Regions from separate parts of the Homo sapiens genome. Here regions 1 and 2 are each linked to region 3. Evidence: chromatin loops called from intact Hi-C (ENCODE). Cell type or tissue: mammary epithelial cell. All regions are shown on one strand.

Evidence for each region. Peaks named below come from ENCODE experiments on the same cell type or tissue, not always from the same donor. Only the 100,000 strongest peaks of a DNase experiment are listed, where the experiment ranks them.
Region 1: a loop joins it to region 3, with 11 times the contacts of the local background. A loop is called at or near these places in 8 of 110 quality-filtered maps.
Region 2: it touches region 3 in a loop (22-fold over the local background); 89 of 110 quality-filtered maps call a loop at or near these places.

The regions. Positions count from the first base shown.
Region 1 is chr22:45,097,645-45,105,644 of GRCh38, reverse strand. No RefSeq gene overlaps it. Among named protein-coding and RNA genes, the nearest start is that of NUP50-DT, 62 kb to the left of the region's middle. In mammary epithelial cell, CTCF peaks have their summits at 1,633 and 3,644 (motif pointing left); a DNase peak (open chromatin) is centred at 44; H3K4me3 peaks cover 357 bases; H3K27ac peaks cover 779 bases; H3K27me3 peaks cover 361 bases.
Region 2 is chr22:45,437,934-45,445,933 of GRCh38, reverse strand. No RefSeq gene overlaps it. Among named protein-coding and RNA genes, the nearest start is that of RIBC2, 28 kb to the right of the region's middle. RefSeq lists an enhancer at 3,021-3,583. In mammary epithelial cell, a CTCF peak has its summit at 4,580 (motif pointing left); no DNase peak of the experiment used is centred here.
Region 3 is chr22:45,549,678-45,557,677 of GRCh38, reverse strand. FBLN1 (fibulin 1) reads right to left here. Exons shown (of 17, transcript NM_006486.3): 14 at 7,063-7,186. Among named protein-coding and RNA genes, the nearest start is that of FBLN1, 51 kb to the right of the region's middle. RefSeq lists an enhancer at 3,722-3,831. In mammary epithelial cell, CTCF peaks have their summits at 3,733 (motif pointing right) and 5,028; DNase peaks (open chromatin) are centred at 3,857, 4,087 and 4,937; H3K27ac peaks cover 1,664 bases.

The DNA.
Region 1 (8,000 bases), 450 kb after region 3:
AAATAACATTCCAACGTGTGGCTAGACCACAACTTGTCTGTCCACTGCTGAGCTGCTGGATGCTGACATTTGGACTCTTGGGCTCTTATGAGTAACGCTCCCGTGACCATCCCTGTTCGGGTGTTCTGGTGCACACATCTCCAGTTCTCCTGGGAGGATAACACTTTCGAACGATTCGTTTTCTTTTCCTCTCCTCAATTCCCTTTGTTTGCTCTTCCTCCTACTCAAGCAACTATGCAGTCTGGCAGCACTGTCGCAAATGGATACCTTGTTTCTCTCACTGCCTCCCATAGGGTGGGGCTTGGTTTCGATTTGTCACTTGATGTTTACTTTGATCACTTGACAACAGTGGTGTCTGCCAGCATCTCTCTTATAGAGTCATTCCTTTTTTTTTTTTTTTTTTTTTTTTGAGACGGAGTCTGGCTCTGTCGCCTAGACTAGAGTACAGTGGCACGATCTAGACTCACTGCAACCTCTGCCCCCCAGGTTCAAGTGATTCTTGTGGCTCAGCCTCCCCTGTAGCTAGGATTACAGGCGTGTGCCACCACACCTGGATAATTTTTATTAGAGATGGGCTTTTTACCATGTTGGCCTGGCTGGTCTCGAACTCCTGACCTCAAGTGATCCACCCACCTCGGCCTCCCAAAGTGCTGAAATTATAGGCGTAAGCCACCATGCCCGGCCAAAGTCATTCTTTTTTCATGTTCTCTGCCATTTTGTGGGTAGGTACTTTGAAATTCTGCAAATATCTCCATTCCTCACCAAATTCTCAGTGCATTCATTTATTTTTTATATCTGTATGGATTCCTGGTTTCCTGTTATATTCAATGGAGTATAATTTTTTGTGACTATAATTTATTTTTATGTTCAGATTGTCCTAGATTTGGCCAGTGGTCACCTTTCCAAAGCAGCTTCTTGGTTTTTGACGCGTTCTTATTATTCTTTGAGCACTCCCTTCCTCTCTAAAGTCCCTCTCCACATGGTCTCTCATCTTGACCCCAAATTCTGGGTTCAAAGAGGACAGAGTGTTCATCAAGCGTGTGTGGTGTGCATGTGTGTGTGTGTGTGTGTGCGCGCGCATGTGCGTGCGTGAGTGCATGTGTGTGTGAGTGCATGCATGCATGAGTGCGTGTGTGTGTTTAACGCGCTGCTGGACCTCTGGCTAAAGCAAGTCACGTGGCTCAGGCCAGTGTCCACATGGGCAGGGCCACAGAGGGACCCAGGTGGCCTGATCCACTGGGGCCACTAGTCCTACATCTCACCATGCCATTGTTGACAGAGGTGTAGACAAAAAGAAAAAATTTTCTCCTATAAAAATACAAGCCCCCCAAAATTTTACAAATGCCAGCTGAAACCCAGCCTCAGCGTTGGAGAGAAAATAGGGAGTTGCAGGGAACTGACAGAGAATGAAAGGCTCCAAGCCAAGGTGGCAGCCCCTGTGTAGCCCCTGCTCATTGTTCTAGGTAGGACGTAGGACCTAGACCCAGTGTTGCCAGATCTTCCGATTTTTTTTTTCAGAGAAACTGAAACTCTTTAGAGTTTTAGATGAAATTCAGATATTAAAGTATGGGCTCAAATGTTTAATCCTATGGGAGGCAACAGAGCCCACTGGGGCTGGCATGCGGCTGGCAGGCCACTGCTGGCTCCCTCTGGTTGAGGCTTCCGGCATCTGCACTTCCAGGCAGAGCCGGCCCTACACAGCCCCAGAAGGCTTCCGTTGCAAGGGGGCAGAAATCCCACCCACGCTGGGTCTGAAATAGGAGGAAAGTTATCACTCAGTAAATGGTAACTGAAAGGGGCTGGGGCTTTACAGCAGAATCGGAATTGGGAATTTTTTTTTTTTTTTTTTTTTTTTGCGACGGAGTTCCGCTCTGTCACCCAGACTGGAGTGCAGTGGTGCTCTTGGCTCACTGCAGCCTCCACCTCCCGGGTTCAAGCGATTCTGCTGCGTCAGCCTCCTGAGTAGCTGAGATTACAGGCACCTGCCACCACGCCTGGCTAACTTTTGTATTTTTTTTTTTTTTTTAGTAGAGAGACAGGGTTTCACCATGTTGGCCTGGGTGGTCTCGAACTCCTGACCTCAGGTGAGCCGACTGCCTTGGCCTTAGTCAAGGCCAGCACTTTGGGATTGCAGGTGTGAGCCACCTCGCCCAGCCAAATTTTTTTTTTTTTTTTCAGAGGCTGGGGCTGGCTTTGGCTATGCTGATGTCATGGCTCAAGTGACATCCCCAGGCCTCAGTTTCTCCATCTCTTTGCTCTGTTTTCTCATTAGCTGGCTTCATTCTCAGACAGACTTACTCTGTGCAACATGGCAGCTCCCGGCTTCCATGACCCTCGGTGCTTGAGTGCCCCAAAGGAGAGAAATTCCCTTTCCCCAAGTGTTCAGCTCTGCCAGGCTGCCATCCCCTCCCCACCCCATCGGGCACTACATCTGTGCTTTGGGGGCTGCTCAGGAGCCTGCCTGACCTGGGGGAAGCAGGGACATCCACGCCGAATTACACAGAGCAGGACAGCAGCAGGCAGCAAAGGAAAGGGGAAGGAACCCGAGCAGGGAGAAGCAACAAGTGTCAATTAATCATAGGAGGTGAGGCCAGCTTTTGCCTGCAGTCAAGGGACATGAATATTGAGACTCTAGGTCAGCAAGTGACTTGTTTTAGCTCTTACCTATAGGACAAGAACTTAAGAATCTCTTCTGCTTCTCCACTCTGTGCTCTTTTTCCTGCATCTTTTTTGAGATAGAGTCTTGCTCTGTTGCTCCCCAACCCCCATCTTTTTTGAGATAGAGTCTTGCTCTGTTGCTCAGGCTGGGGTGCAGTGGTGCAATCTCAGCTCACTGCAGTCTCGACCTCCTGGGCTCGAGCTATCTTCCCACCTCAGCCTCCTGAGTAGCTAAGACTACAGGTGCATGCCACCATTCCCAGCTAATCTAAAACAATTTTTTTTTTTTGTAGAGACAGGGATCTCACTATGTTGCCCAGGCTGTTCTTGAACTCCTGGGCTCAAGCGATCCTCCTGCCTTGGCCTCTCAAAGCATCAGAATTACAGCCACTGTCCCTGGCCCCTGCACTTTTTACTAAAATCTCTTGATGTTGTGAAGTAAGTCCCTGTCCTGATGGGACTTGGCCATGGCATTCCCTAGGCATTAATTTTGTTGCTAGAACTTGGACACATGGTCAGAGTGGAATCTTGAGACTTTTTTCTTTGTAAGATCTTATATTATTATTATTACTTGCATATTCATTGTAGAAAATTTTAGAAAATACTAAAACTCATAATCCAGTCTCTGAAAGGTAGCCACGGCCAACAGGTTGGCATATTTCTTTCTTTATACCTGGGTACGCTGGTGCTCTATGTACAATTGTGTACCTGCTTTCTAAACTAGAAAATCTCAAGCTCCTCAAGTTGGTAGCGTGATGATTGGCCTGGGACTCCTGAAGTTCCAGCCTCAGGACAGGACAGGACCTGTCCCTGGGACCATGTCCGCTAGCAAGGGGCACAGATGACTTCCCATTTCTGCCTGGCCACATGGCTCCCGATGCTTGGGCTCAGTCTGCAGATGTGATGGAGGAGGAAGGACACGTGCCTCCTTGCTCTGTCTGCTCTCCTTTTCTCTTTGCGCCACCCGGTGGCAGATGAGCAGGACATCCACACTGTCTTTGATGGTTAGGTGCACGACCCCTGACTCCTCACCCCCCCACCTCACCCTAGAAGGATTTGTGAAGATGGTTTCTGAGTGTTCGATGGCCTTCTAGGCTGACAGCGGTGGGTCCCCGGCGATGGTTCTGGCACACCCCCAGCCCATTTACGAAATGCACGCTGTTTACTCCGCGTCTCTTGAGTGGGTCCCAGGGGACCATTTTCCTCCCTTAGGTAAGTCCAAGCTTAGAGAAGTTCAGCACACACAGATTATGCACTCAGCCGACTGAAATGATTTTCTGTTGCGATTAGAGTCAATGGTGAAAATCACACACATCACTTCGTGAAGTAAATTATTGTTCGCTTGATAGATCCTAATAGCTCTCCAGAGTTGTTAAGGCCTAAACAGTCCATGGAGAGTTTGGGGAGGTAGGAGGGTGGGAGGCAGGGGGAGACAGAGTGGGTGAGGGGGGAGGGGAGAAGGGGAGTCTCATCATTCCAGAAAGCAAGGCACGATAAGACTGGCATGCGATGCGCTCTTACTGGAACTCCAATCCTTAACTACTTCTGTACTTCATGGGCTCATAAATATCGCCGAGTCCTTTTCTGTATTTCCGTGCACAACTTTCTGTTTGGCTGATGCCCAGCTCTCTCTTTTTCTGTCAACCCGTTGTCATGCGTGTAAAACACAGAGGAAAGTGCCGGCTGTTAATGTCATCATCGTGCACAGCTGGCTCCTGCTCTGCTTCGAAGCTTAACTCAAGATCCACCTCTGGGTGATACACGACCCTCTACACCCCCTTTCCTCTGAACGCTGATGATGGTGACAGTGATGATTATGACGAAAGCAATGGTGATGGTGACGATGATGATGACAAACAATACCCATTGGCCACTGTCCGTGGGTCCAGCACCGCCTTCTTCAAGACCCTATTCTAAATCCTTTATTCATATCAATCAGTTTAATAGATGGTGTGTCAAGGGAAGCCAGCTGATGTTATCCCTGTTACACGAATCAGGAAACTGAGGCAGGAGAGGCTGAGTGACCCTCCCCGGTCAATACGGCTTGTTAGATGCAGAGTGAGGATCTGAACTCAGGCCCCCAGGCCCTCGTGGGTGAGGCTGCCTCTCCAGGGATCATAGCACTTGGTTTGGCACTTGTACCCCTGCAGGAATTATGAGCTAACTGTCTACACTGCTAAGCTGCCTCCCAGTCTCAAAGCTAAAGAAACCCTCAATCCCCAAAGTGTAGGTAGTAAGCGCTTAACTAATGTGGAGCAGCTGGCAAAGGCCCTGGGGTGGGGGGCAGATAGGGAAGTGCTTTCATTTCACAGTAACAGGCCCTCCTTGGGCTCCAAATACATAAAGGGAACTTTGCGGCCACACCCCAGGTCCTGCTGAACACTGGAAGTCTGGAGATATCTGAAAGGGAGAAACGGGGTGGATGCATGCGTCTAAGGGAGGAGGGCAGGGTTGGGTGGGTACACTGAGGCCCAGGCTGGGTCGCTGGATGAGACTTGATATGTTCAAAAGCGCGTTTTGATTCTTCTCTCCCCAGACTTGCACCTCTTTCTGTCTTCCTCATCTGAGTCACTGAGCAGCCCCATCCTTCCACATTCTCAGGACAAAAGCCAAGGGCTTGGGAGTCATCCTTGACCCCTCTTTCTCTCATCCACACCCAAGCCATCAGAAAACCCCATGCCTCCTCCTCTGGCACAGACCCAGAATCGAGCCCTCCTCACCGGCCACCTCTGCTCCTTCATCAAGCTCCCATCATCTCTGCCTGGGTTTTGACAGTGGCCCCAACTGGCCTTTCTACTTCTTCCTGTGCCCCTGAGTCCATCCTTTCAGAGTAGCCTGGATGACCCTGTGAAATTCTAAGTCTGATCATGCCTCTCCTCTGCCCAATCCCACTCAGGCTCTCATCTCACCCGTGGGGAAAGCCGGTGTTCTCACAACGGAGAGCAAGGCCCCGCGTGGTCAGTCCTGGCCATCTCTCTGCCCACTCTGTCCCGCCTCACCCTGCCCCAGCACTCAGAGCGGGCTCCCCTCCAGGGCCTGTGCACCCTTCCCCAACACCCAGGGCTCACTCCTTCACTGCCTTCACCAATGTCACCAAGTCAGAAAGCTCTTTCCTTCTGTCCCTATTTAAAATAACAGCACACATCAGCCAGCTACCCCTTGTGGGCAAAGGCAGGGCCACTTTTGAGGTCCTCCCTCAAATTTCCATTGTGTGACCTGGTTGGGGATGGGAGGAGTCTTTGCACCGAAGATGTCCCAACTTTGCCCCCTTTGCCCATCAGCCATTTGCCATCACCCTCAAACGGCTCAGCCTCAGGGTTCTGGGCAAGTAAGGGGAGGGGCCTCCCCCAGCACAGAGAAGGAGCAGCTAGAGACAGGGTCCCTGTGCCATCATTCCCGGCTCCCTCTTCCCTTTGGGGGAAGAGGCAGCAGGAATACTTCAGCTTTTCTCTCCCTCAGGGGCAGGTGGCAGAGGGGCACCCAGGGTCTCCTTTGCATATAGGGGAAGGGCTCTAGGTGCCTGCAATGCCTCCCTTGTCTCGGATGATGTGTCCAGCACTCAGATTGTTGTAAACTTTTTTTTTTTTTTTTTTTTTTGAGACGGAGTCTCACTCTGTCACCCAGGCTGGAATGCAGTGGTACGATCTTGGCTCACTGCAACCTCTACCTCCCAGGTTCAAGCAATTCTCCTGCCTTAGCCTCCCGAGTAGCTGAGATTACAGGTGCCCACCATCACACCCGGCTAATTTTTGCATTTTTAGTGGAGACAGGGGTTTCACCATTTGGCCAGGCTGGTCTTGAACTCCTGACCTCAAGTGATTCACCTGCCTCGGCCTCCCAAAGAGCTGGGATTACCGGTGTGAGCCACCTTGCCTGGCCAGATTGTTGTAAACTTTTGTTTTGTATGAGCAAAATTGTCTTTACTAAACAGATTTTGATAGTTAAAATAAAATAGCAGCCCCCTCCCTCTGTTTTTCTCTACAGCAGGTGTCACCAGCTGCCATGCTAGGCATTTACTTGATTTGTTCATTGTTGTTGTTGGACTGTAGGCTCTGCCAGGTCAGGTAATTTTGTCTGTTTGGTTTGATGTCAGATTTCCAGCACCCAGAACGGTCCTTGGTATGTCACAGTGTCAGTATTTGCTGGTGAATGGATAAATGAATGAGTGAAAAATAAATGACCATCCCATTCTGGGGCGTGATACTCAATTCAGTCTGACTTGGCACTTTGGGCCTTACATCTGACTCTCTTCCTCTTTTTAGATAGTGATAAAATATACCTAACATAAAATTCACCTTTTTTTTTTTTTGAGATGGAGTCTCGCTCTGTTGCCCAGGCTGGAGTGCAGTGGTGCGATCTCTGCTCACTACAAGCTCTGCCCCCCGGGTTCATGCCACTCTCCTGCCTCAGCCTCCCGAGTAGCTGGGACTACAGGTGCCTGCCACCACGCCTGGCTAATGTTTTTGTATTTTTATTAGAGACGAGGTTTCACAGTGTTCACCAGGATGGTCTCGATCTCCTGATCTCGTGATCTGCCTGCCTCGGCCTCCCAAAGGGCTGGGATTACAGGCGTGAGCCACCACGCCCGGCCAAAATTCACCATTTTAAGCATTTTAAAGTGCACAGTTCAGGGACGTAAGTACATTCACATTGTTGGGCAACCATCACCACCACCCATCTCCAGAGCTTTTTCATCTTTCAGACTGAAACTCTCTACCCACTCCTTCCCCAGCCCCTGGTAAACCTCAATGCTACTTTCTGTCTCTATGAATTTGACTATTCTAGGTACTTCATGTCTTAGTGTGTTTTGTGCTGCTATAACATATAACACAATAGCGTAGATTAGGTAATTTATTAAGAACGTAAATTTGGCCGGGTGTGGTGGCTCACACCTGTAATTCCAGCACTTTGGGAGGCTGAGGCAAGTGGATCACCTGAGGTCAGGAGTTTGAGACCAGCCTGGTCAACATGGTGAAACCCTGTCTCTACTAAAATTACATACACACACACACACACACACACACACACACACACACACACACACACACACAAATTAGCCGGGCATGGTGGCACGAGTAATCCCAGCTACTCAGGAGACTGAGGCAGGAGAATCACTTGAACCTAGGAGGCGAAGGTTGAAGTGAGCCGAGACTGTGCCATTGCATTCCAGCCTGGGCAACAAGAGGGAAAGAACATAAATTTATATCCTCACAGTTATGGAGCCTGGGAAGTCCAAGATCAAGGTGTTGGCATCTGGCTAATGCTTTTCGTATTAGTCCGTTTTCACACTGCTAGTAAAGACATATCCAAGACTGGGTAATTTATACAGGAAAAAGGTTTAA
Region 2 (8,000 bases), 110 kb after region 3:
CGGCCTCCCAAAGTGCTGAGATTCCAGGCATGAGCCGCCGTGCATAGCCAGGACTTCTTCATTGCTGCAGAAGCCCAGGATCAGAACTTTGGGAATATTGTTGTGGGCTCTTGATAAACACACATTTTACACGTTCATTTGGTTTTTTTTGTTTTTTAAGACAGGTTCTCGCTCTGTTGCCCAGGTTGGAGTGCAGTGGTGCCGTCACAGCTCACGGCAGCCTTGACTTCCAGAGCATGAGTTCTCTGCAGCAGAAGCCATGTCCTCTCACCTCTGAACCCAGGGAAGAGAGGGATGCAGCACTAATGCATTGCTTAGAAGTGCTGCACTATGAGCATGAGGTTGGGTGTGATTCAGGCCATGTTGTTCCGGCCTCTTGACATGGCCTGTCCACCGCCGGGAGGTGGTGCCACTTTCCTGGCGTCCAGGCTTGGCTGATCACGCTCTCCGACAGCCTGGGCCATGATTCGGGTGCCACTGTGGGGTCACGCTGCCTGTGCCCCCTAGGGCTCACAGAGATACTAGCCTTTGGATTCCAGTGCCCTCCCCCAGACCTCCAACAGACCCCACAGAGCTGAGCCCCAGCTCTCTTCATTATCAGTCACTCCATTATAACTAGGACACGTACGTCTGTGTGCCTGGACTGTCACTGCCCCTAGGATGAGATTTTCCAGGCAGCAACTCCATCATCACACAAAGAGGTCTCTGGAGGATCCACATTCCTTGCTGTCTAGACCTGTCCTGAGTATGCCTGAACCCTGGGTGTTCAGGTTCAGGCTGTGAAACTCACGCCCACAGTTCACCAATTCATGCAACAAATATGGCATGATCTCGGCTCACGGCAACCTCTGTCTCCCAGGTTCAAGCAATTCTCCTGGCTCAGCCTCCCGAGTAGTTGGGATTACAGGTGCCAGCCACCATGCCCACCTAATTTTTTTTTTTTTTTGTATTTTTAGTAGAGATGGGGTTTCACTATGTTGGCCAGGCTGGTCTCGAACTCCTGACCTCAGATGATCCACCCACCTCGGCCTCCCAAAGTGTTGGGATTACAGGCGTGAGCCACCGTGGCTGGCCAGATTTGTTTTATATTTTGAAGTCTTACCAACAGGATTTGCTGATAGATTGAGAGAGAGAGAGCCCAACGATGGATCCAAACTCTCTGGCCTGAGCAATTGGAAGCATTGGGGTTTCCATAGCCTAAGACAGGGAAGACTTTGGAGGGACAGGTGTGGGTAGAGGGAAACCAGTTCTGTTCAGATGCCTTCATGTTGACTGCCTGCTTGTTAGACATCCCAGTAAAGCTATCAAGTCGACATTTGGGTACCAAGCCTGGAACTCACAGCAGAGGTCAAGCTAGAGAAATACACTAGAGTGTTGTCACCTGTCTTCCCCTCCTGGAGCTCTGCTGACTGTCTCCTTGCAGGCATTCTGTCAGAGGTAGCTGGGACTTTAGAACTGGGCACAATTCCTGGCTCCATCTTGAACTGGCTCTGGGACCTTGGGAAAGTGAGTTCCCCTCTCTAGCCCTTAGTTCTTGTGAAAGGAAAATCGCAGGACTCCAAAATCGCAAAGTCAAGGGGAAAAGTCAAGCTGGGAACTGCATCACGCAAACTTGCCTCCCATTTTCTTCCTAGATAAGATAGCTACAAAGATAAACAAGCTGCATACCTCCCTCCCAATTTGCCCACAAGGAAATTCCTTGTGGGCCTCAGGATCTTTACCCTAAAACAGTTCTGTTGAATTTCACCCTGGCAATGTAAATTGATAGCTTATCTTCACAGATGTGGGACAAAGGACAGAACTCACCATCAGGCCTCTGCCCACCTGAGACAAATGCATATATGATTGCTTGATTGCTTCCTCTGCCCTATTGTTTATGTGAAAATGCAGATTCACTGAGCCAGACTAGGGCACACAGGACTACTCCTCTACCCTCTGCTCACATGGAAATTGTGTATTCAGTGAAAGGCTGATCAAAGACTCAAAAGGATGCACCCATTTATCTTTTATATGCCTATGACCTGGAAATCCCTGCTTCCAGTTGTCCTGCGTTTCCAAACTGAAGCAATGTACATCTTACACATATTGATTCATGCCTCATGTCTCCCAAAAATGTGTAAAAGCAAGCTATACCACAACCTCCTTGGGCACATGTCAGCAGGACCTCCTGAGGCTGTGTCACAGACACGTCCTTAACCTTGGCAAAATAAACTTTCTTTCCTTTTTTTTTTTTTTGGGAGACAGAGTTTCGCTCTTGTTGCCCAGGCTGGAGTGCAGTGGCATGATCTTGGCTCACTGCAACCTCTGCCTCCCAGGTTCAAGTGATTCTCCTGCCTCAGCCTCCCAAGTAGCTGGGACTACAGGCACCTGCCACCATGCCCAGCTAATTTTGTCTTTTTAGTAGAGACGAGGTTTCACCATGTTGGCCAGGCTGGTCTTGAACTCGTAACCTCAGGTGATCTGCCTGCCTCAGCCTCCCAAAGTGCTGGGATTACAGGCACGAGCCACCAAGCCCAGGTACAAAATAAACTTTCTAAATGGATTGAGACTTGTCTTAGGTACTTTGTGTTCACATTCCTCATCCTCATTGGGGATATGAAACTGGTAACACTTCTTGTAGCCTCCTGCAGGTTTTTTTTTTTTTTTTTTTTTGAGACGGAGTTTTGCTCTTGTTGCCCAGGCTGGAGTGCAAAGGTGCAATCTCAGCTTACCGCAACCTCCGCCTCCTGGGTTCAAGCAATTCTCCTGCCTCAGCCTCCCGAGTAGCTGGAATTACAGGCATGCTCCACTACACCTGGCTAATTTTGTATTTTTAGTAGAGATGGGGTTTCTCTATGTTGGTCAGGCTGGTCTCGAACTCCTGACCTCAGGTGATCTACCCGCCTCGGCCTCCCAAAAGTGCTGGGATCACAGGCGTGAGCCATCGCACCCGGCAGCCTCCTGCAGATTTTAAGAAGCTCAGCTCTGTGGCATCAGCACACACGGGCTCAGCAAGCAGCAGCCATGTACACCATCAGCATATTTTGCTGGACATGTTTATTGGTGCTGCAAGCCCACCGCCCTTTTTGCCTCTGAATATACTATGAGCCGACTCTCCCCATGCGAGGATGGGGCCAGGGAGTGGGCCTTGACCTAGGGACTGTCCATCTGAAAAGACGACCAGGTCCCATAGGCCCCCTGGTCACGAATTTGAGCTGGGAATGAGGAGGCTGGGCCAGTGGGGCTGGGAGGGGTGGCAGTGCTGGAACTGAAAGGCCGTTTTAGGGCCAGTTACCAGATGGGCAGCTGAGGACACTGAGTGGCTTTGGGTGAGAGACTCTGTGGCTGAGTCCTGTCCTCAGGCTCTGCCAGGTTCCAAGGGATATCCAGGTAACAAAGTCACATTTGTCAGCTCCAGAGCCCCGGGGAAAACCTTCAGGGGCGATTAATTCACAGATCAGCCTGGTGTGGAGGAGATGGCCCTACCCACTTTTTTCTTCAATAGGCTCTGGAATGTTCTATCCCCAACAATTGTGGACAATGAGGCTGGAGTCTTTTCTGACACTGTTAGAACAAGTGTGTTTGGAGAGCTTTCTGGAACGTCTGGTGAAAAGAAAAGACCCACTGACTCGCAGACATTCCATCTGCCCTCATTCCCATTCCTGTTTACTTCTGGGGGCCATGCTGGGGGTTGGCCCCAGGGACTTTGGATTCATCTTTCATTCGCTGGAAGAAGAAAGGAAGGCAGACCTTCCAGACTCAGTAGATGAAACTGACTTTGCCAGGTCTGGGCAGAGAGCAAGTGAGGTTCGAAGATGGGGGAGCATGAATCTGGGGGTGGGCTGGATGAGGTGGTGGGTGGGGGAGGATCAAGGCCTTTACTTGGTCGGGGCAAGCACAGATGAAGCCCCACCTGGCAACTACCTACTCTGTGTCACTCACAGCCTCATTCTCACTCGGCATCCTCCAGCTTCTTTTCACCACTCTCTTAACATCACGTGGGCACAATCCATATGGTTGAAAAGATGCCTCTTGCTGGGCGCGGTGGCTCATGCCTGTAATCCCAGCACTTTGGGAGGCCGAGTCAGGTGGATCACGAGGTCAGGAGATCAAGACCATTGTGGCTAACGCGGTGAAACCCCGTCTCTACTAAAAATACAAAAAATTAGCTGGGTGTGGTGGTATGCGCCTGTAGTCCCAGCTACTTGGGAGGCTGAGGCAGAGGCAGGAGAATCGCTTGAACCCGGGAGGCGGAGGTTGCAGTGAGCCGAGATCGCACCACTGCACTCCAGCCTGGGTGGTGACAGAGCAAGACTCTGTCCCAAAAAAAAAAAAAAAAAAGAAAAGAAAAGAAAAGAAAAGGAAACATGTCTCTTTGGAAAAGGTGCTCTAGAGGCCCCTGCTCCATCCCCAACCTTCACCCCATGATCCCTCCTGTAACCAGGCTCAGGACGCTGCTCCACCCAGGAGCATGGGGACCTGTCACCTCATTGCACCAACATTCCAAAGTGGCTGTCGCTTCTGCAGAGGGAGACCCGGTGCAGGTGGAAACCAGATGGCCAGAGGCTATGCTGGGAGCACGAGAGATAGATGTGCCACCTGCTGGTGGACAGCTCTCCAGTAGACAGCAACAGCTCACTGCACATGAGAGAAGAGAGACAGACTCTCTCATATTGTTTTATCTTGTTTTATACTCAGAAAAGGAAAGAAAAGCGAAACGAAATGCAGGTAGCCCGGCGCCTAGGAACCAGACCCGAAACCAGGCCTGGGCCTGCCTGACCTAATCCTGGTAGTTAAAGATCGACCCTGACCTAACCGGTTATGTTATCTATAGATTCCAGACTTTGTATGGAAAGGCATTGCAAAAATCCCTGTCCTGTTCTGTTTCCTTCTGATTACCGGTGCATGCAGCCCCCAGTCATGTACCCCCTGCTTGCTCAATCGATCACGACCCTCTCGCGCGGACCCCCTTAGAGTTGTGAGCCCTTAAAAGGGACAGGAATTGCTCACTGGGGGAGCTCGGCTCTTGAGACAGGAGTCTTACCTGATGCTCCCGGCCGAAAGAACCACTTCCTTCTTTAACTCAGTGTCTGAGGAGTTTTGTCTGCGGCTCGTCCTGCTGCATGCATAACAGATGGTACCCGGTTTCTTAGGGGTCCTCCCTTTGCAGTCCTGTCAGGGGTAGGAGTGTGGTTGGGTTTTCTTTTTCTGTCCGTTTCCATCACTCCAAAAAGTAGCCTCATGCCTGTTTGCCATCAAACCCCCTCACCCTGTCCCAGGCAAGCACTGATGGAATAGTTATCCCAATTCTGGAACTCCCCATAGATAGAATTGTAAACTGTGAACTCCTTTGTATCTGTTACAATGTTTCTGATTATGATTTTTTTTTTTGAGACAGAATTTCGCTCTTGTCACCCAGGCTGGAGGGCAGTGGTGCGATCTTGGCTCACTGTAACCTCTGCCTCCCGGGTTCAAGCAATTCTCCTGCCTCAGCCTCCCAAGTAGCTGGTATTACAGGAACACCCCCCACCCCACCCCTCACCACCATGCCCAGCTAATTTTTTATTTTTATTTTTTATTTCATTTATTTATTTTTTTGAGATGGAGTCTTGCTCTGTTGCCCAGGCTGTAGCGCAGTGGCGTAATCTTGGCTCACTGCAACGTCCACCTCCCGGGTTCAAGCAATTCTCATGCCTCAGCCTCCTGAGTAGCTGGGAGTACAGGCACATGCCACCACGCCCGGCTAATTTTTTGTGTTTTTAGTAGCGATGGGGTTTCACCATGTTAGCCAGGTTGGTCTTGATCTCCTGACCTCGTGATCTGCCCCCTTGGCCTCCCAAAGTGCTGGGATTACAGGCCTGAGCCACTGCGCCCCGCCCTGATTATGATTTCTGATTCTGCCGTTTTGACGGGTATATCAGCAGTTTGTTTCTTTTCAGCTGTGAGTGATAGGAATATAACTTTTGTTTATCTGATCACCTGTTGATAGATATTTTGGTTGATCCAAGTTTGGTGCTATCATGAATAAAGATGCTATAAACATTTCTGTAAAGGTCTTTTTGTGATTTTTTGCTTGTTTTTTTGAGACAGAGTCTCACTCTGTACCCGAGGCTGGAATGAAGTGGCATGATCTCAGCTCACTGCAACATCCACCTCCCTGGTTCAAGTGATTCTCATGCCTCTGCCTCCTGAGTAGCTAGGACTACAGGTGTGCACCTCCACACCTGGCTAATTTTTGTATTTTTAGTAGAGTCAGGGTTTCACCATGTTGGCCAGGCTGGTCTCAAACTCCTGACCTCAGGTAATCCACCTGCCTCAGCCTCCCAAAGTTCTGAGATTACAGGCATGAGCCACTGTACCCGGCCTAAAATTTTTTAAATTTTTTGTAGAGACGAGGTCTCGCTATGTTGACCAGGCTGGTCCTGAACTCCTGACCTCGTGATCCACCTGCTTCGGTGTCCCAAAGTGCTGGGATTACAGGCGTGAGCTACCGCACCTGGCCTTATTTTTATGTTATTTATTTATTTTTATTTTTTATTTTTTGAGATGGAGTCTCACTCTGTTGCCCAGGCTGGAGTGCAGTGGCATGATTTCGGCTCACTGCAATCTCCACCTCCCAGGTTCATGCCATTCTCCTGCCTTAGCCCCCTGAGTAGCTGGGACAATAGGCACCCGACACCATGCCCGGCTAATTTTTTTGTATTTGTAGTAGAGATGGGGTTTCACCGTGTTAGCCAGGATGGTCTCAATCTCCTGACCTCGTGATCTGCCCACCTTGGCCTCCCAAAGTGCTGGGATTACAGGCGCGAGCCACAGCACCTGGCCTTATTTTTATTTTTGTAGACAGAGTCTTGCTGTGTTGCCCAGGTTGGAGTACAGTGGTGTGACCTCAGCTCACTGCAACCTCCGCTTCCCGGGCTCAAGAGATTCTCCTGCCTCAGCCTCCTGAGTAGCTGGGATTACAGGTGCGCACCATCATGCCTGGCTAGTTTGTATTTTTAGTAGAGACAGGGTTTCACCATGTTGGCCAGGCTGGTCTCAAACTCCTGACCTCAGGTCATCTTCCCACTTCGACCTCCCAAAGTGCTGGGATTACAGGCATGAGCCACCGTGCCTGGCCCCCTTCCCATTATTCTAAACATAAGAACTTGAACACAGAATAAAGAACCATGTGCAAATGACTCTATTTTTCTTCCTGTTTATCTTATGGCTTCATTTTAAAATGAATAGGCTATCTTTTAGAACAGTGTTAGGTTTACAAGAAAATTGAGTAACAAGTATAGAGGGTTCCCATATGCTCCCTTCCCATAGGCCCCTAGTTCCCCTATTATTAATGTCTCATGTTAGTGTGGTACATTTGTTACAATTGACTAGCCAACATTGACACATCATCATCACCCAGAGTTTATAATTTACATTAGGGGTCACCCTGTGTACATTCTGTGGATTTTGACAAATGTATAATGACATATACCCAAGGTTACAGCATCACACAGCAAAGTTTCACTGCCCTAAAAATCCTTGTGCTCTCTCTGCCTATTCATCCCTCCCTCCCCTCAGTCCCTGGCAACCACTGATGTTTTTACTGTTTCTATAGCTTTGCCTTTTTTGAAAAGTCAGGCTGGGTGCAGTGGCTCATGCCGTAATCCCAACACTTTGGGAGGCCAAGGTGGGTGGATCATCTGAGGTCAGGAGTTCAATACCAGCCTGGCCAACACAGTGAAACCCAACTCTACTAAAAATACAAAAATTAGACGGGCGTGGTGGTGCACGCCTGTAGTCCCAGCTACTTGGGAGGCTGAGGCAGGAGAATCGCTTGAACCTGGGAGGCGGAGGTTTCAGTGAGCCAAGACGGTGCCACTGCGCTCCAGGCTAGGCAACAGAGGGAGACTCCTCAAAAAAAAAAAAAAGTCATATGATTGGACTCATACAGTAGATAACCTTTGCAGATTGACTTCTTTCACCAAGCAATATGCATTTAAGCTTCTTCCACATTTTCTTGTGGCTTGATAGCTCTTTTC
Region 3 (8,000 bases):
TAAAAGAGCTCAGCAGAGGAGGATTTTAATAATCAAGTGGATAGGATGATTCATTCTGTGGACACCACTCGGCCTCTTTCCCCAGCCACCCCTGTCATTGCCCAATGGACCCATGAACAAAGTGGCCATGGTGGCAGGGATGGAGGTTACACATGGGCTCAGCAACATGGACTTCCACTCACCAAGGCTGACCTGGATATGGCCACTGCTGAGTACCCAATTCGCCAGTAGCAGAGACCAACACTGAGCCCTCGATGTGGCACCATGCCTCGGGGTGATCAGCCAGCTACCTGGTGGCAGGTTGATTATACTGGACCTCTTCCATCATGGAAATGGCAGAGGTTTGTCCTCACCGGAATAGACACTTACTCTGGATATGGGTTTGCCTATCCTGCACACGATGCTTCTGCCAAGACTACCATCCGTGGGTTCACAGAATGCCTTATCCACCCTCATGGTATTCCACACAGCATTGCCTCTGACCAAAGCACTCACTTTACTGCTAAAGAGGTGTGGCAGTGGGCTCATGCTCATGGAATTCACTGGTTTTACCATGTTCCCCATCGTCGTGAAGCAGGTAGATTGATAGGATAGTGGAATGGCCTTTTGAAGTCACAATTACAATGCCAACTAGGTGACAGTACTTTGCAGGGCTGGGACAAAGTTCTACAGAAGGCCATGTATGCTCTGAATCAGGGTCCAATATTATGGCACTGTTTCTCCCATAGCCAGGATTCACGGGTCCAGGCATCCAAGGGTGGAAATGGAAGTGGCACCACTCACCATCACCCCTAGTGATCCACTAGCAAAATTTTTGCTTCCTGTTCCTGCAACATTACGTTCTGCTGGCCTAGAGGTCTTAGTTCCAGAGGGAGGAACGCCGCCACCAGGAGACAGAACAAGGATTCCATTAAACTGGAAATTAAGATTGCCACCTGGACACTTGAAGCTCCTCCTACCTTTAAGTCAACAGGCTAAGAAGGGAGTTACAGTGTTGGCTGGGGTGGCTGACCCAGACTATCAAGATGAAATCAGTCTACTACTCCAAAATGAAGATAAGTTAGAGTATGCATGGAATACAGGAGATCCATTAGGGCATCTCTCAGTATTACCATGCCCTGTGATTAAGGTCAATGGGAAACTACAACAGCCCAATCCAGGCAGGACTACAAATGACCCAGACCCTTCAGGAATGAAGGTTTGGGTCACTCCACCAGGAAAAAAAAAAAACAAGATCTGCCAAGGTGCTTGCTGAAGGCAAAGGGAATACAGAATGGGTAGTAGAAGAAGGCAGTCATCAATACCAGCTACGAGCCATGTGACCAGTTGCAGAAACGAGGACTGTAATTGTCGTGAGTATTTCCTCCTTCTTTTAAAAACATGGCCAGGTGCTGTGGCTCACGACTGTAATCCCAGCATTTTGGGAGGCCGAGGCGGGAGGATCACTTGAGGTCAGGAGCTCAAGACCAGCCTGACCCACATGGTGAAACCCCATCTCTACTTAAAATAGAAAAATTAGCTGGGTATGGTGGTGCACACCTGTAATCTCAGCTACTCAGGAGGCTGAGGCAGGATAATCACTTGAACTCGGGACGTGGAGGTTGCGGTGAGACAAAATCACACCACCACACTTCAGCCTCGGCAACAGAGGGAGACTCTGTCTTAAAAAACACACAAACAAAAAACAATCAAAAATGTTTGTGCATGTATACACTTGTACTAACAAAAATGACTTCATTTTATTTCCTTTCTCTTTTATCAAGTGACATAAGATTTATTGAATTCACATCAGCATTTAAGTATCGTTAACTTTATATAATAGTATTTGGGTTGGGGATTGGTGAGTTTCTGGTCGTATGAAGTATAGTTATGTTAGGTGTAATTATGATCTTATTATTGTCTTTATTTGAAGATTATGTATGATCTCAGGAGATGTGCATGGGTTCAAGTTGACAAGGGGTGGACTTGTGATGGTTAATACTGAGTGTCAACTTGATTGGATTGAAGGATACAAAGTATTGATCCTGGGTGTGTCTGTGAGGGTGTTGCCAAAAAAGATTCACATTTGAGTCAGTGGGCTGGGAAAGGCAGATCCATCCTTAATCTGGGTGGGCACCAACTAATCAGCTGCCAGCACGGCTACAGCATAAGCAGGCAGAAAAACGTGAAAAGAGAGACTGGCCTAGCCTCCCAGCCTACATCTTTCTCCCGTGCTGGATGCTTCCTGCCCTCAAACATTGGACTCATTTTTTCTTCATTTTTGGGACTCAGACTGCTCTCCTTGTTCCTCAGCCTGGAGATGGCCTATTGTGGGGCCTTGTGATCATGTGAGTTAATCCTTAATAAACTCCACTTTATATATATATTCCATATATATATTCCATTTTATATATATATATATATATTCCATTTTATATATATATATATATGTATATTCCATTAGTTCTGTCCCTCTAGAGAACCCTAATACAGGTCCAAACTTCTTGTGGTGGAGACAGAGACGGGTCCCAACCTCCTGCGGTGGAGACACGGACGGGTCCCAACCTCCTGGGGTGGAGACGGGGACGGGTCCCAACCTCCTGCGGTGGAGACGGGGACGGGTCCTAACCTCCTGCGGTGGAGACGGGGACGGGTCCTAACCTCCTGCGGTGGAGACGGGGACGGGTCCTAACTTCCTGTGGTGGAGACGGGGACGGGTCCTAACTTCCTGTATAGGATGAGCACAGATTCCAACTTCCTGTTACAGATTCTAACCTCCTGTGACAGGATGGAGATCGGTATTATCTTCCGCTACAGGATAGTAACAAGTTCTAATTTCTTGTCACAAGATGGGACAGGGGTCGTCTCCTGTGTACTGAACTCCTGGCCCATCATACTCTGAAGGTGGCTGCCTGAGGAAGCAGGGCCCAGGTGCGGAGCCCCAGAGGACCTGGCCCAGGTGCTCCAGGAAGCCCTGCCATCTGGGCTGTGTCTGGATTCTGAGGTCAGGAGCATCCTCTCGTCCTGGCCTTCTATCACATCTCCCTTTTGGCTTTTTAAGTTTCCATGTCTCGTGCTGGGTTACTTGGACTTGCTTGAGGCATTTATCGAGACTGGGGTCTCCTTTTACCTCCTCTTTCCAGGTTTGTCAGGACTGACAGGAGGCCTTGCATTTACTTGGCTAGTGATCATTCCAAGCTCTTAGAAAGGACTGGCCTGGGAGTCAGGGGCACTGAACGGGGGAGTCCTGCCTGGGAGGGGCCCAAAACAGAGGCAGGAAAGAAGGTGGGCACGGGTGCTGCTGGCGGTGGCCTGCCCCAGAGATGCCCAGGTCCAGGCCAAACGGGAGTGCTCCAGGCGATCTGAGAGCTCTCCCCCAGGGGGGCCTCTGAGGAGCTATGACCAAAGCGTCCGTGAACTGGGGGAGGAGCATGGGACCCATGAGCTGTGCTTCCGGGTGCAGGTGAACTGCGCTTCCGGGTGCAGGGAGCAGGCTGCAAGCAGCAGACTTTCCTTCCACTCGCTCCCTCCACTGTCTCCCATCGTCCTCCCGCTCTACTGGCTGGAAGACAGACGCCCATTGAGGATGCAGAACTTGCTGATAGCTCCGTGGTGTGTCGTAAGGGGCAAGCTTGGCTTTCAAAGTCGGCCTGTCTTACTTCAAAGCTTTTACACACACAATGTATGCACACACACAAGCACGCGCACACGCACACACACCAGCAACTTCAGGACCAGCCTGGATGGGGCTGGTCAGCAGGTGGCGCTAGAGTCGCCCTGGTGGGATTTCGGCTTCCCGCTTCTCTCAGCATGGCGGGTACTAACCAGGGATGGAATTTGTTTTGCCAGAGGGAAGCGGAGGAAAGCAATGGGAGGTGTGCGTGGTGTTCTGGTGCAGCTCCCGCCGTCATCACACACAGCGACTGGTCACTCCTCCCCTGGAGGCTCCCCCTCCGACCCCACACAGTCATTCCTCAGAGCACCCCAAAACCTTCTCTACACTAGGAGTTTCTGGGCTGGCTCCTTCTGGACAAAGAGCAGGGCCTGGGGCACCCGCTATGTGCTTTGCAAATGACTAATGCACAAAAATAAACATGTCCTTGATTTTCCTGGTAAGTCCTGGCTTCAATGATCGTACTTCGCTCTACTCAAACTTTTTAAAACACCAGAAACATAACTGTCTGGCAAACTGCCTGTCAGACTGGGAACGGCCCAAAAATCCCTTTTAGCCAGTGTGTCTAGGTCAGGGACGGGTTGTCATCACTGAATGTATTACAGAGCAGGGCATAGGCGAGCCCGCCCCGTCCCCCCCTGCCACGCAGGCCCTGGTTTCCAGACATGTCCCCTCAGCAGGCCACCCATCCTGGGCCATGTCATGCGTTAGAGGACAATGTGCTCCAACTTGCCAGTTCAACACATTTGACCCTAACACCTCAAGCTCTATGGAAATGATCCTAAGCCACCACACACCAGAGAAAAAAGGCCCTCTAGGCCCCCTCCTTCTCCTGGGAGGCACGGCAGTTCTGGCCACCCCAGGTGCTTGTGGATATCCCTGCCGGCATTTTCCTGACTTTCACACGCTCGTCGTCCGGGAGACAAGCCCCAGGAACTGGCCAAGGCAGGGGGGCCATCGACGGCTCTATCTCTGCCACCGTCCACCGTGTTACACCCTCAGGCCCACAGCTGTTCACTCGTGTCCCATCCCCGGGAAGCGGCAACCAAGGCCACCCGGCTTTGCTCCAGCTTTCTAGACCACAGGTCATCAGGCGCCGGCCCCACTGAGGGGATAAAGAGGATGTGTCCGGCCCCATGAAGGCTGTGGGACAGCTTTGCACACTTCCTCCTGCGGGCAGAAGGGAATTGTGTGGGCAGGACTGTAACAGCCTGGTCCTGTCCACAAGGCCGAGCCCTGTGGTTTGCGGCCCAGCTTCCTGGGTCATGCTCCAGTTACCAGCCCTCGGCCGCCGGGATGTTCCCCAGATGGAAGCCGTCTGAGTGGAGAGAGAGAGAAAGGCACAGCAGCGGACTCTGCAGTCCTGTCTGTCAAGGCTCCCGAAGGAGGCGCTCTTGCTGAGTTGTTAACCACAGAAGCGCCGGCCATGGGTCCCTCCTAAATATGGCTCTTTTAGATTTTAAAAATTGCTTTCTGAAGCTTAGATGAAAAAACGTGTTAAGCAGCTTCGATTTTTGATGAGCAGGAAAAGGGGCTGTAAAATACAAAACTCCAGTCTGAGGGGTTAGCAGTGCTGAGAGGGGGTGGCCCCTCCTCACTATCAGTCCCGGGAGTCCAAGGGCTGGAACAAGCCAGGCGCCCAGCAGCTCAATCCCTTACTGCACAGCACACAGGGCCCAGGTTTCAGGCTGAACTCCCCATTTCACCGCACATGTGTCCATACTCCCGCCGCTTCTGCCTAATTCGCTCCCCCTTCCACCTCCATGCAGGCATGGCCCACTCCAGACAGCCCCCTGCCCACCCTCACGCCCAGCCAGGTGGGGTCCCCTCCTCCCTCCTAGCACACACGCCGAAGGCGGAGCCTGTGCGGGGACAAAGCCCTCTGTGGGCTGTCTACCCAGGTGCCTGCACGCAGTAGGTCCAGGAAGAAACGACTTTCTCCAGCACTGAGGGGTGGCAGAGGCTTCCACAGCCAACATGAGGGGTGGAGCTGGGTTCCCCTGATTTCAGCCATGACCTCAGCACACATGGCCAACCCGCCCACCCTCAGGCTTAGGAGGCGCCAGGGCCCCTGTGCAGGGCAGCCTCCCCCTCTTCGAAAGGTGGTTTCACGACTGTGCGCAAGTTAGAAATCGAGGTCACAACCACAGCCAGCCTCCTGGAATCCTCAAGCCCAGGCGCTGACAAAGGCTGGGGAGAGAGTGAACTTACAATGACAGACGGCTGCACAGCCTGCAGCCAAGGCCATCGAACTTTCTTAATGGCTCAGAGAAGCAGTGTCACTGCCTGGGGCAGGCTGTTGCATAACCATGAGCTCTTCGGGATGCTACAGACTTGCAAACCCAGTTTTGGGGCAGCTTTTTCCTAACCCAAGCTCAGGAAGGAAACAAGATGTTGGGTTTTCAAGCAGACAGAAATCCGTGCTGGGAAACAGGGAAATGGCTGGGCCAGCCAATGAGAATCGCAAAGCCAGGAAGAATATGGAGGGCTGCCAGGGACAACGGGGCTGCTCGGGTACCCAGAAGCCTTGCTATGCCACAAGCCAGGGCAGCTGCCCCTAGGGTCAAGAGGTGGACACTACCACTGACCCTCAGGTCGCGGGGGCAGCTGGCCAAGAGCCCAAGGCAGGCTGAAGGTCAAGGGGCCAAGGCCTCGGAAACAGCTGGCTGCCTGCATCGTGCACTCAGAGTGCTGGGAGAGGTCACAAGTCCACAGTCCTGAGATCGGTCCCAGCATGGAGCTTTTCCTGAAGCAACTGACTGTGGCACTAAATGAGACTTTCTGAATACAATTAGGGGCAAGGGGGATAGGAAGTGGGAACCGTGGTCTCAAGTGGGCGCCGTGATGGCCTAGGAGTGAGTGAGCTTACAAAGACATAGGGGCACGCAGCCCCACGTTTAGGATCTGGAATCTTTGATGCCGTTCCCACACGGTCACCAGGCTGGACGAATTCTGGCTTTCAGGTGGGCACCTAACAACAACGTCCAACAGGTCACATCGGCTCCCTGGCTTTGGGCTGACATGGAGACATTGCTACCTATGCATCTCAGTCAGAGCACGTTCTGACATCTGCATGTTACAGATGAGGAAACTGAGGCCCAGAGAGCTTGCCCAAGGCTTCCACCCTAGGAAAAAAGAGGGCTGTGGTTTCTCCTGGTTCTGTGCACAGCCTTGGCCTGAAAACATGACTATAGACCCCAGACTCATTTGCAGTTACCCCCTTGACTTTCCGAGACCAGTGTCACTAGCATTTAGGGGCTTGAGGGCCAGGGATCAGGTGATCTTTGAGTGCCCTGAGTCCCTCATGGGAGGACACCGAGGTCACAGCCTGATAACCCACCCACCCGGGAACTGGGTCACCAGGAAGGCCAACACAGACAGACGACGATGGCATGGTCCAAGGGACTTACGTGGCTGCGGAGCGGCGGTAGTTCTCAGGGCACTCGAAGGCCAGGCAGCGGAAGCCGCCCTGGATGTTGAAGCAGGTCTCGTTGATGGAGCAGTTGTGGATGCCAGTCACACACTCATCAATGTCTGCAAGAGACCCCACAGCAGCACAGTGAAGGCAGAGGCTGCAGGAGCCATACCCATCTGGAGACGGAGGAGCCCAGGCCTCCCATCAACTAGGGTTAGGGGTGGCGATCAGGCCATCCCTGCCCTCCACTGGCTGATCTTCAGAGCAGCGTCCTGTGCCAGTTCTTACATTTATAGGGTATTTACATTTATAGAGTGTTAACTTATCATTCGCAATCCCTGGAGGGAGCGTGACGATGGTAAAAGTAAACACTACATGATGGGTCCTGGGAGTACCTCGCAAGGATAAGTCACTGAATCCTCCTAAGAACTCAATGAGGCAGATACTGTTATGATCCTCATTTTATGAGGAGCTCACAGAGCTTAAGAGACCTGCCTGAGGTCACACATTTTATAAATGTCAGAGCTGAGCTTTGAACCCGGGCAGGCTGGCATCAGAGTCCATACACTAACTAACCAGAGCCTCTCTGTGGCTCCCGAGGCTCAGCACCCTTACCCTAGGTGTGACTCAACCTCTTAGGAGAAAAGGGCAGGAGCTGCTAGCTCCACACAACAATGAGAAAAACAGCCTTCGAGGGATCATACGTCTTGCCTGTGTGTTGGGGTTGGTGGCTGTTCAGGGTGGACTGGAACCACCAGGTCTGGGACTCCTGGGATGGGGCCTGGGGCACCACACTGAGAGGCCCCTGGAGATGGGGGAGCAGCCCAACTCCCATAGACTCTGGAGCAGCCAAACAGTGGGGCTCAGGGGCTGTCACCAACCCTGGGAGACATCCATTAAGAGGTGCCAAATGCCTGAGCATCGGTGGCAAAA